Linked DNA regions of Mus musculus: region 1 is linked to region 2. The links are chromatin contacts, found by Hi-C in ENCODE. All regions are on one chromosome and are shown on one strand. The core of a region is the stretch at or near the end of the contact, and the rest is flanking DNA. Distances in the headings are between cores, read along the strand shown. Region 1 holds the start of E2f3 (E2F transcription factor 3). Region 2 holds the start of Sox4 (SRY (sex determining region Y)-box 4).

Region 1 (4,655 bases), core at 1,065-3,564, 1.0 Mb before region 2:
GGATTCCAGGGTCTGAATGCAGGACCTGATGACTTACCACCCAGACTGTTTCCTCTGCTCCCAGGTTTATGTCCTGCTTACCTTACTGAGGGTCGCCTAATGGTTTGCAAAGACTGGAATCTGGTATTGTCTCTACTGTCAGATGCAGCTCTCCAATGCCATCTTGCAACAACCCCTCCCCCATAACCTCCCTACAGTAACACCATGCAGCTGGCAATACCCTAGCTTACAGTATTAGCTTTCTCCATAGCGATCCATAATGCAAAGCGACAGTTACGAAATAAGATTAAAGAGGTTGCTCTCCTCCCTCTCACTCAACCAGGCATGTACGCCTTCACCTTATCGACTCTACAAACACAGTCAGTTTTGTTGTTGGCCACAAATCTTCAAACATACAAATTCTATGGCTCTTCAACAGGCTTGAATGCAAAACCAAAATATTTCCAAGCCTGGTATAAAGCTTAGCAGTACTTTTAATTCCAGAGAAGGTAATAAGGCTGAAATGCAATATTAGATGGTCCTAAGATGAACTGACCCCAAATTGTTAGGCTTCCTATAGGGTTTGAATGTGAGCTTGGGTAAAATAATTAATAATAATAATAATAATAATAATAATAATAATAACAATAGCAAGCAATACCTAGGTGAAAGGACTAGGTGTAATGCAAGCCTTGTCATCCACTGAGCACCCTACCAAATACTCTACATTTAAAAAATTATAATGTGCCTGAGGTAGAGAAGGATGTATCCCAACAGCTGTTTTCCACAGTTCTCAGCTACTCAATGAAAATCTGGTCTCGACATCTACATCTTCCCTCACCTTCCTCCTCAGTCGTAAATACTTCTCATTGTGCGTATACAAGTGTGTGTGTACGTGAGAGTGCACACGCTTGTGCATATGCACGTGCCTGTGGAGGCCAGAGAGGTCAACCTCAGATGTCTCCCTCAGTAGCTCTCTACCTGAGTTTTCAGAATAGGATAGCTCAGTGAGTCTCGAATTTCCCAACTGGCTTCACTGGCTGACCATCAAGCCCCAATGAGTTTTCAGGTCTCATTCTCCCAGTTCTGGGATTAGTGATACACGCGGTCATGCCTAGCTTTTTAAATGTGAGTATTGGGGATCAAATATAGGTCCCCTCACTTATGTAAGTAACTGATCCATTTCTCCAGCCCCACAATGCTCATTTTAAAGATCCGTGAGTATTTACTTTAATATAGAAACCAGTTCGACGATTTCATTTTCCTTGACATTTTCTGATTTCCATATATACATATATATGCATACATTTTTCTCCTCTTTTAAAACATATCGGGTTAGGTTTGCGTTGTAGTGTTTGCTGTTTGCTTAAGAATTTCCTGGCGTATGAGGCTGTAAAGAGCTGAGTGCAGGCAGCTTTCACTGGAAGTCCCACGTCACCATAAAAGCCTGTACTACTTTGGATTACTGCATGGCGGATTAAAAACCCGCGGATCAGTTCTAGGTTAGCCCTGATTAACTCCCCTGGGTGTTTCTGGGCCAGAGAGGGTGCTTGTTAGACTCAAACCTATACTTGTAGTCAGAGTTCACTGAACAAAGAGTTAATTTTTACTTAAATCGAAATCGGGCTAATCATGAAGCTGCCAGGAATGATCTGGAATATGAACTAAAGTGTGCCTGCAGTCGCGTCAGCTGAACCTTCTACCCCCACGGTTCTGTCTGCCCACATGCTTCTGTCTATCAGCCTTGGCCTCCGGATCCGCTCTCACGTCATTGGTTGGATTTCAGGAAGGAAGAAACCCAGGATTTAAAGGGCTCAGTTTTCCACCTGCCAGGCCGGGTCCAACTTGCCTTTGACACATATTTAGGGGAATTTCTACCAGTTCTTCATTTACTACACTGCTTGGTTACAGGAAACAAAGTCCCTGAGGGTGTCACCTTGACAATTTCCAAAACCGAAACTTGCGCTCAAGACTAGATCCACACTGAGTCTGCGAGGCAGAGTCCCTGCCCAGGTCATCAGAGCCAGCCCCGCGGGTAGGAGCGAGGGAGGGGCCTGGAATGGGCGTGGCTTTCCGTGGGAGAGTAGGACTTTGCCCCACCTCCTAAGAAGCCTGCTCTGCTTCCAGCCAGTCAGGTTGCTCTATGCAAATAGAGCCCGGGTCACCCCGGTAACCATGGTGTATGGCAGCCAATGGAAAACAGCCAGTGGCGACCTCGCTCCAGGATTGGTACCGAAGTAAGGCGACAGGGATCCAATGGACTGTGGGAACAGTCCTCGGCGGGTTGAGGGGCGGAGATATGCAAATATGGTTTGAAAAGCCGGCGGGAAATCTGAGTTTCGCGGGAGGACCTTGGCGCGTAAACCGTATCCCTTCATTCATTGTCAGCAGCAGCTTCCTGGAGCCATTTTTCAGCTGCCGGCCGCAGCACCCGGGCTGCCGCCACCGCCTCGCAATCCGTTGCATCGGCTGCCCCCGACGCCTCCATCCCTCCTCGGGGCCTGATATCCGTGCGGCCGGGACCCTCCTCTCTCCAGACCCCCGATTATTTTTGGCCCCCGGGGCCTGTGCGGTGCGGAAAAATAAAAAGAAAAGAGAGAGAGAGGGTTCGGAAGCGCCGGGAGGGGAGGCGAGAAGGAGAGACTTGGAAACTCCGGCTGCAAATAATAAAAGAAATTGAAAGCAATACGTTAATATATCGTAACACTAAAAAAGAGCAGGAGCGAGAGATGAGAAAGGGGATCCAGCCCGCCCTGGAGCAGTACCTGGTGACCGCCGGGGGTGGGGAGGGGGCGGCTGTCGTCGCCGCCGCCGCTGCAGCCTCCATGGACAAAAGGGCACTGCTAGCCAGCCCCGGCTTCGCCGCCGCCGCCGCCCCGGGCACGTACATCCAGATCCTCACTACGAACCCTTCCACCACGTCCTGTGCCACCTCCCTCCAAAGTGGCGCCCTGACCGCCGGCCCCCTTCTCCCCAGTGTCCCCGGCACGGAGCCGGCCGCCAGCAGCCTCTACACCACGCCACAAGGACCCTCCAGCAGAGTCGGGCTGCTGCAGCAGCCACCAGCACCAGGACGCGGCGGCGGCGGTGGCCCACCGGTAATACCCTCCTCAGCGTCCCTAGCCCAGGTGGGAGGCGGGCTCCCGGGAGCGGTGGCGGCGGGAGCGCGAGGCTGAGCATCGTGGGCCTCGTTGCTGTCCCTTCCAGCGTGTGCTTATTGTTAGACTCGGGGTGCTTTCCTGCGGACGTTGGGAGGACGTGGGGGCCTGGGCAGGCACGCGGGGCAGTGGGGAGTCCCTCTTTGAGAACCACATCCAACACTCCAAAACTTTTCGCGCCCCCCCCCCCTCCACTTCTTTTCCTGCACTTTTCCCTACCCCCACTCTCCCCTCCCTTGCAACTCGAAGCTTCCTCTTTCTCGGGCGTAGGAAGGGGTCACGCCCCGGATGGAGAAGGGGGTGGGGGAGGGAGTAGTGCACTGGAGAGTGGGGGACCCCAGAGGATGTAAACTGGGGGACCCGAGGCGTGCAAGCCTCCTCTCCTGTCTCTGCTGCCCCTGGGCGACTGGGGGTCCCGCAGGCGTGCTCCGAGCGCAGGGGCGCCAGTGCCTGGCACCTTTGGGGACCTAGCTCCAGGCAACAAAGGGGATCTGGGAGGTGGACGGGTATCGCGGTGGGGGAGGTGGAGCTGAGAGCCCCGGTGGGCCAGGGCTCGCGCTGTCTGCGACAAGGGGCCGGCGGGCGGGTGCTCCGGCCTGGGCGCATCTCCGCGGTGGCAGCGGCGGCGCCCGCGTGGCCGGAGCGCTGGGGCCTTGCTCTCCGGGCCCCGGGCCTGCCCTTGACCCGCCTCTCCCCTTGCCCCTTCCTTCCCCGCCCTGTCCCCCTCCCCGCCCCCCCGGCGACGGAGGGCGGGGGCAGCCGGGTTCCCGTCCCGCCGCCAGGATCTGTCCCTTCTCTCCGGGACCCGCCGGTGACGTTTCGCACACGTGCGCGGAGGACGCGCCTGTGACTGGGGAGGAGGCGGCGGCGGGAGGGGGCGCTGGAGGGGGAGAGGGGGCACCCACTTCCTCCTGCTCGCCGGCTCCCAGGCCTGGGACGGTCCCGGCGCCCTCGCACCCGGCACCGCCACCCTCCCTCTCCCGTCCCCACCCCCCCACGGCGCCCGCCCTCGCCCGGCGCCGCCGCTCCACTCGGCCTCGGGCCCCCTCTCCAGCCGGCCCCCCACCTCCCCCGGAGCCAGGCTGCTTTCGGAAATGCCCTTACAGCAGCAGGTTAGTGACCTGGACCGCGCGGGGGCCCGAGCCACCGCCGCGGGGACCCGGGATCCCCGGGGGGCCCGAGCCGGAGGGTAGGCGACGGAGCGGGGTTTTGGAGTGGGAACGGGGGGTTGGGTGCTTGAGGGAAATGAGTAAGCAAGAAAAATCTAACTAAGTAAATCCCCGGCCTCCGCTTCTAGGAGCCCCGGGGCGGGAGTGGCCGCCCCCGGGGTGGGTATAGTGTTTACGTGTGTTTCTTTTGGGGGGTGGATGGATGGGCAATTGAAACCCTGATGAGGGCTTCACGCCCGTGGCCGAGTTGAGCTGCTTTCTGTCTTGCTTCCCTTGTGCTGGAGGGGGAGGGGGCGGGTCAGAGGGTAGGGTGTCTGTGGGGTTCCCAGGCCACCCGCCACCCCCTCCC
Region 2 (4,086 bases), core at 822-3,321:
TTACTTGCTTTTTACCCACAAAACATTCTTGCCTGCAGTTGATCTTAGAGACCCAGTCAGCTGTCTCCATAGGGTACTCTTTCCAGTAAATGTCTAATTCTTGACACCCTCGGCCTCCTTCCAGCCTAAATACTCTGAATGTGTGACAAGGTAAATGGAAATATACCACCCAGCACTACTGTGCTCTCAATCAAGAGCTGGCTCTAAGTTGGCCTCCTCTGTTACTAGCCTGAGGGAAATCAGTTTATCATCGTATTAAAGGTGAGTTTTCACTAGAGTCCCAATGCTCAGATCTTGGGAAAAGGGTGGTTTGTGTAACTAAGTTGTTCTATATTCTAAGTATTATCTGCATGTGTTCGCTCTTTGAGACAAGGACTTGGGTAGCTGGAGCTGTCCTGGAATTCTTTTTTTTTTTTTTTTTCCCTTGGTTTTTCGAGACAGGGTTTCTCTGTGTAGCCCTGGCTGTCCTGGAACTCACTTTGTAGACCAGGCTGGCCTCGAACTCAGAAATCCGCCTGCCTCTGCCTCCCAAGTGCTGGGACTACAGGCGTGCGCCACCACCGCCCAGCTTGTCCTGGAATTCTTAAGCATCAGCGGATGATCTTGAACTCCTGATCTTCCTGAAGGCACCTCCCAAGTACTGAGATAACAAACGGGGACCACCAAAGGGGCTTTCGATTACGTTTCACCACCGGTGACCACCTCCCACCTTAGTCTCTCGAACATCGTGCTGCTCTTACTAGAAGTGGCATTTGCATTAGGGAGAACTCGGAATGTGTGTTAGAATCCAGAGGGCTCAGGACACACATCCGTGGTTTATAATCACACACTCACCGGGCACTAACACAAGCCCTCTATAAAGCTCACAAGGTTCCCAAAGCACAGAAGAGGAGGACAATGAGACCCAGAAAGAAAGATCAGGAGAGGGACTTGAGATAGGTCCAGCAGCCCACTCCCCTGTGCCACCCCTTTCTCTTCTTGGTCTTTTAGGCCCAATTGCTTCAAGTAGCACAGACACACGGGAGACAATGGGTAAGAAAGAGAGGGGGAAGGAGAGCACATAGCGAACCCATCTATCCTTTGGATATTGTGGAAAACAAACATTTAGAAAGTGAAGTCAATCCCATCCTGTATTCACCATGATCGCCCTATACAGAAATCACACAAAGTCTCTTATTGAGGTAATTATGGGCCACTGCCTTAGCGTTCCACAGAAAATCTTGTTTGGCCTACCCAGGATTTATAGGGGAAGTGAAATCATTAAATAACTAGTTAACCTCTGTTTGGCAAAAAGAGTAAGTAATTACTGAAAAGGGGAGAAAGAAAAAAAAAAAAAAAACCCTGCCTTTCACAAACAGCACAGATAGCATCCTGAAGGGATTTACACAATACACCAACGTTTGTTCTGTACCCAGAGTTGTTAAAATAATTGTGATGACAGGTGTCTAGGTACCACTTTCTTAATGGTTTTCAATATCCATTGATTTATTATTGTGGCTCCCCCCACTTACATCTCTAGCTCTAAGAAGGGGCTAAGAAAAGAGATTTTGCACCAAAGGCTGATTCTTTATTCCTGGGCTGAAAAGAACTAATAAAAATAATCACTCGGCTTTTAAGCAGAAAGCTTCCATTTACAGTATTTCACCCTTACCCCCCCTCCAAGCCCCTTGTTATCTAACATAATGGCTAGAATACATTTCCGTCTCTCCCCTTAATAACTTCATGCATTAACATCCTCTTCACACATGCGCGTGCGTGCGCGCGCGCGCGCGCGCACACACACACACACACACACAGAGGCAAACGCGCGCGCACCCAGCAAAAGGCGGAGGTGGGGGGGAAAGAGGCAGCAGAAATCTCAGCTGTACTTCTAGCCCTTTTAAAAAGTTTGCTCTGTAAATTGGAATGAGGTCAGATTTGGAGCTTCTCATTGCACGCGGAGATTATTATTGCATCGGGTTCCAAGCCAATGGGAAGGACGGGGGAGGGGCTTGGCACGAGGAAGCGTTAGTTACAGCGGCTGATTGGCTGTCTGAGAAAGGATAAAGAAGCGCGAGGCGGAATTGGGGTCTGCTCTAAGCTGCAGCCAGAGAAACAGAGTGAGGGGAAGAGGGCCGTCTCCCTCCCGGTTTCCAGTTCTTGCACGCTGTTTCTTAGAGAGTCTGCAGTGGGGGAACTCTGCCGGTAACCAGCTCCCCTTCTTGCAGGAGGGAGGGAGAAACATACATTTATTCATGCCGGTCTGTTGCATGCAAGCTTCTTGGCTTCCTACCTTGCAACAAAATAATTGCACCAACTCCTCAGCGCCGATTCCGCCCACAGAGAGTCCCGGAGCCAGAGTCGCTTTGGCTTTGCACTGCAGGAAAGGGACTTAGGCGCTAGAGACGATGTCGCTTTCCTGAGCTACCGCGAGCTCTCGTGAACTGCAATCGACTGCTTCAGGGAAAGGGGTGGGGGAAAGACTTGCCCCGGAGGCGGCGAGAAACTTGCGTTTGGAAGATACTCCGGCTACCAACGTTTGGAGAAACTCCTCGCCGCGGCCGACTCCAGCCTCGGTGCCCGCAGGGAGCACTTCAGCGGTGAGGGAGGACGGAGGGCCTCGGGGACTCTAGGTTGGCGGCGGGAGGCGGCCGCCCCTGGCCCGCGCGCCGCTCAGGGGACCCTGGTCTCCGCCCCGGGGAGCCCGCAGGGCCCGGCGACCGCGCCGCGAGCGTGTGAGCGCGCGTGGGCGCCCGGCAAGCCGGGGCCATGGTACAACAGACCAACAACGCGGAGAACACTGAGGCTCTGCTGGCCGGGGAGAGCTCGGACTCGGGCGCCGGCCTGGAGCTGGGCATCGCGTCCTCCCCGACGCCTGGCTCCACCGCGTCGACGGGCGGCAAGGCGGACGACCCCAGCTGGTGCAAGACGCCCAGTGGCCACATCAAGCGGCCCATGAACGCCTTTATGGTGTGGTCGCAGATCGAGCGGCGCAAGATCATGGAGCAGTCGCCCGACATGCACAACGCCGAGATCTCCAAGCGGCTAGGCAAACGCTGGAAGCTGCTCAAGGACAGCGACAAGATTCCGTTCATCCAGGAGGCGGAGCGGCTGCGCCTCAAGCACATGGCTGACTACCCTGACTACAAGTACCGGCCGCGAAAGAAGGTGAAGTCGGGCAACGCGGGCGCGGGATCGGCGGCCACAGCCAAGCCAGGGGAGAAGGGCGACAAGGTCGCGGGCAGCAGCGGCCACGCGGGAAGCAGCCACGCGGGGGGTGGCGCGGGCGGCAGCTCCAAGCCCGCGCCCAAGAAGAGCTGTGGCCCCAAGGTGGCGGGCAGCTCGGTCGGCAAGCCCCACGCTAAGCTGGTCCCGGCGGGCGGCAGCAAGGCGGCTGCATCGTTCTCTCCAGAGCAAGCTGCCCTGCTGCCCCTGGGGGAGCCCACGGCCGTCTACAAGGTGCGGACTCCCAGTGCGGCCACTCCGGCCGCCTCCTCCTCGCCGTCCAGTGCGCTGGCCACCCCAGCCAAACACCCTGCCGACAAGAAAGTGAAGCGCGTCTACCTGTTTGGAAGCCTGGGCGCTTCGGCGTCTCCCGTCGGGGGCCTGGGAGCGAGCGCCGACCCCAGTGATCCACTGGGGTTGTACGAAGATGGAGGCCCGGGATGCTCGCCCGATGGCCGGAGTCTGAGCGGCCGCAGCAGCGCAGCATCATCGCCAGCCGCCAGCCGATCGCCCGCTGACCACCGCGGCTACGCCAGCCTACGCGCAGCCTCGCCCGCCCCGTCCAGCGCGCCCTCGCACGCGTCCTCCTCGCTCTCCTCGTCCTCTTCCTCCTCCTCGGGCTCTTCGTCGTCCGACGACGAGTTCGAAGACGACCTGCTCGACCTGAACCCCAGCTCAAACTTTGAGAGCATGTCCCTGGGCAGTTTCAGCTCCTCATCGGCGCTCGATCGGGACCTGGATTTTAACTTCGAACCCGGCTCAGGCTCCCACTTCGAATTCCCGGACTATTGCACGCCCGAGGTGAGCGAGATGATCTCGGGAGATTGGCTGGAGTCCAGCATCTCTAACCTGGTCTTCACCTACTGAAGGGAGCGCGGGCCG

What was found. Hi-C counts contacts between places; a loop is a spot of excess contacts on that map.
Region 1: a map of left cerebral cortex shows a loop between it and region 2 (7-fold over the local background). The contact joins the promoter of E2f3 here to the promoter of Sox4 in region 2. A Hi-C loop is called at or near these places in 11 of 37 maps with a recorded cell type or tissue (T-helper 1 cell, T-helper 17 cell, heart and 3 more).

The regions. Positions count from the first base shown.
Region 1 is chr13:29,983,722-29,988,376 of GRCm38, reverse strand. E2f3 (E2F transcription factor 3) reads left to right here and starts at 2,314. Exons shown (of 7, transcript NM_010093.3): 1 at 2,314-3,077. The coding sequence starts at 2,709.
Region 2 is chr13:28,951,684-28,955,769 of GRCm38, reverse strand. Sox4 (SRY (sex determining region Y)-box 4) reads left to right here and starts at 2,071. Exons shown (of 1, transcript NM_009238.3): 1 at 2,071-4,086. The coding sequence starts at 2,749. The coding sequence ends at 4,071. All of the region lies in intron 1 of Gm46405 (a long non-coding RNA gene), which reads left to right.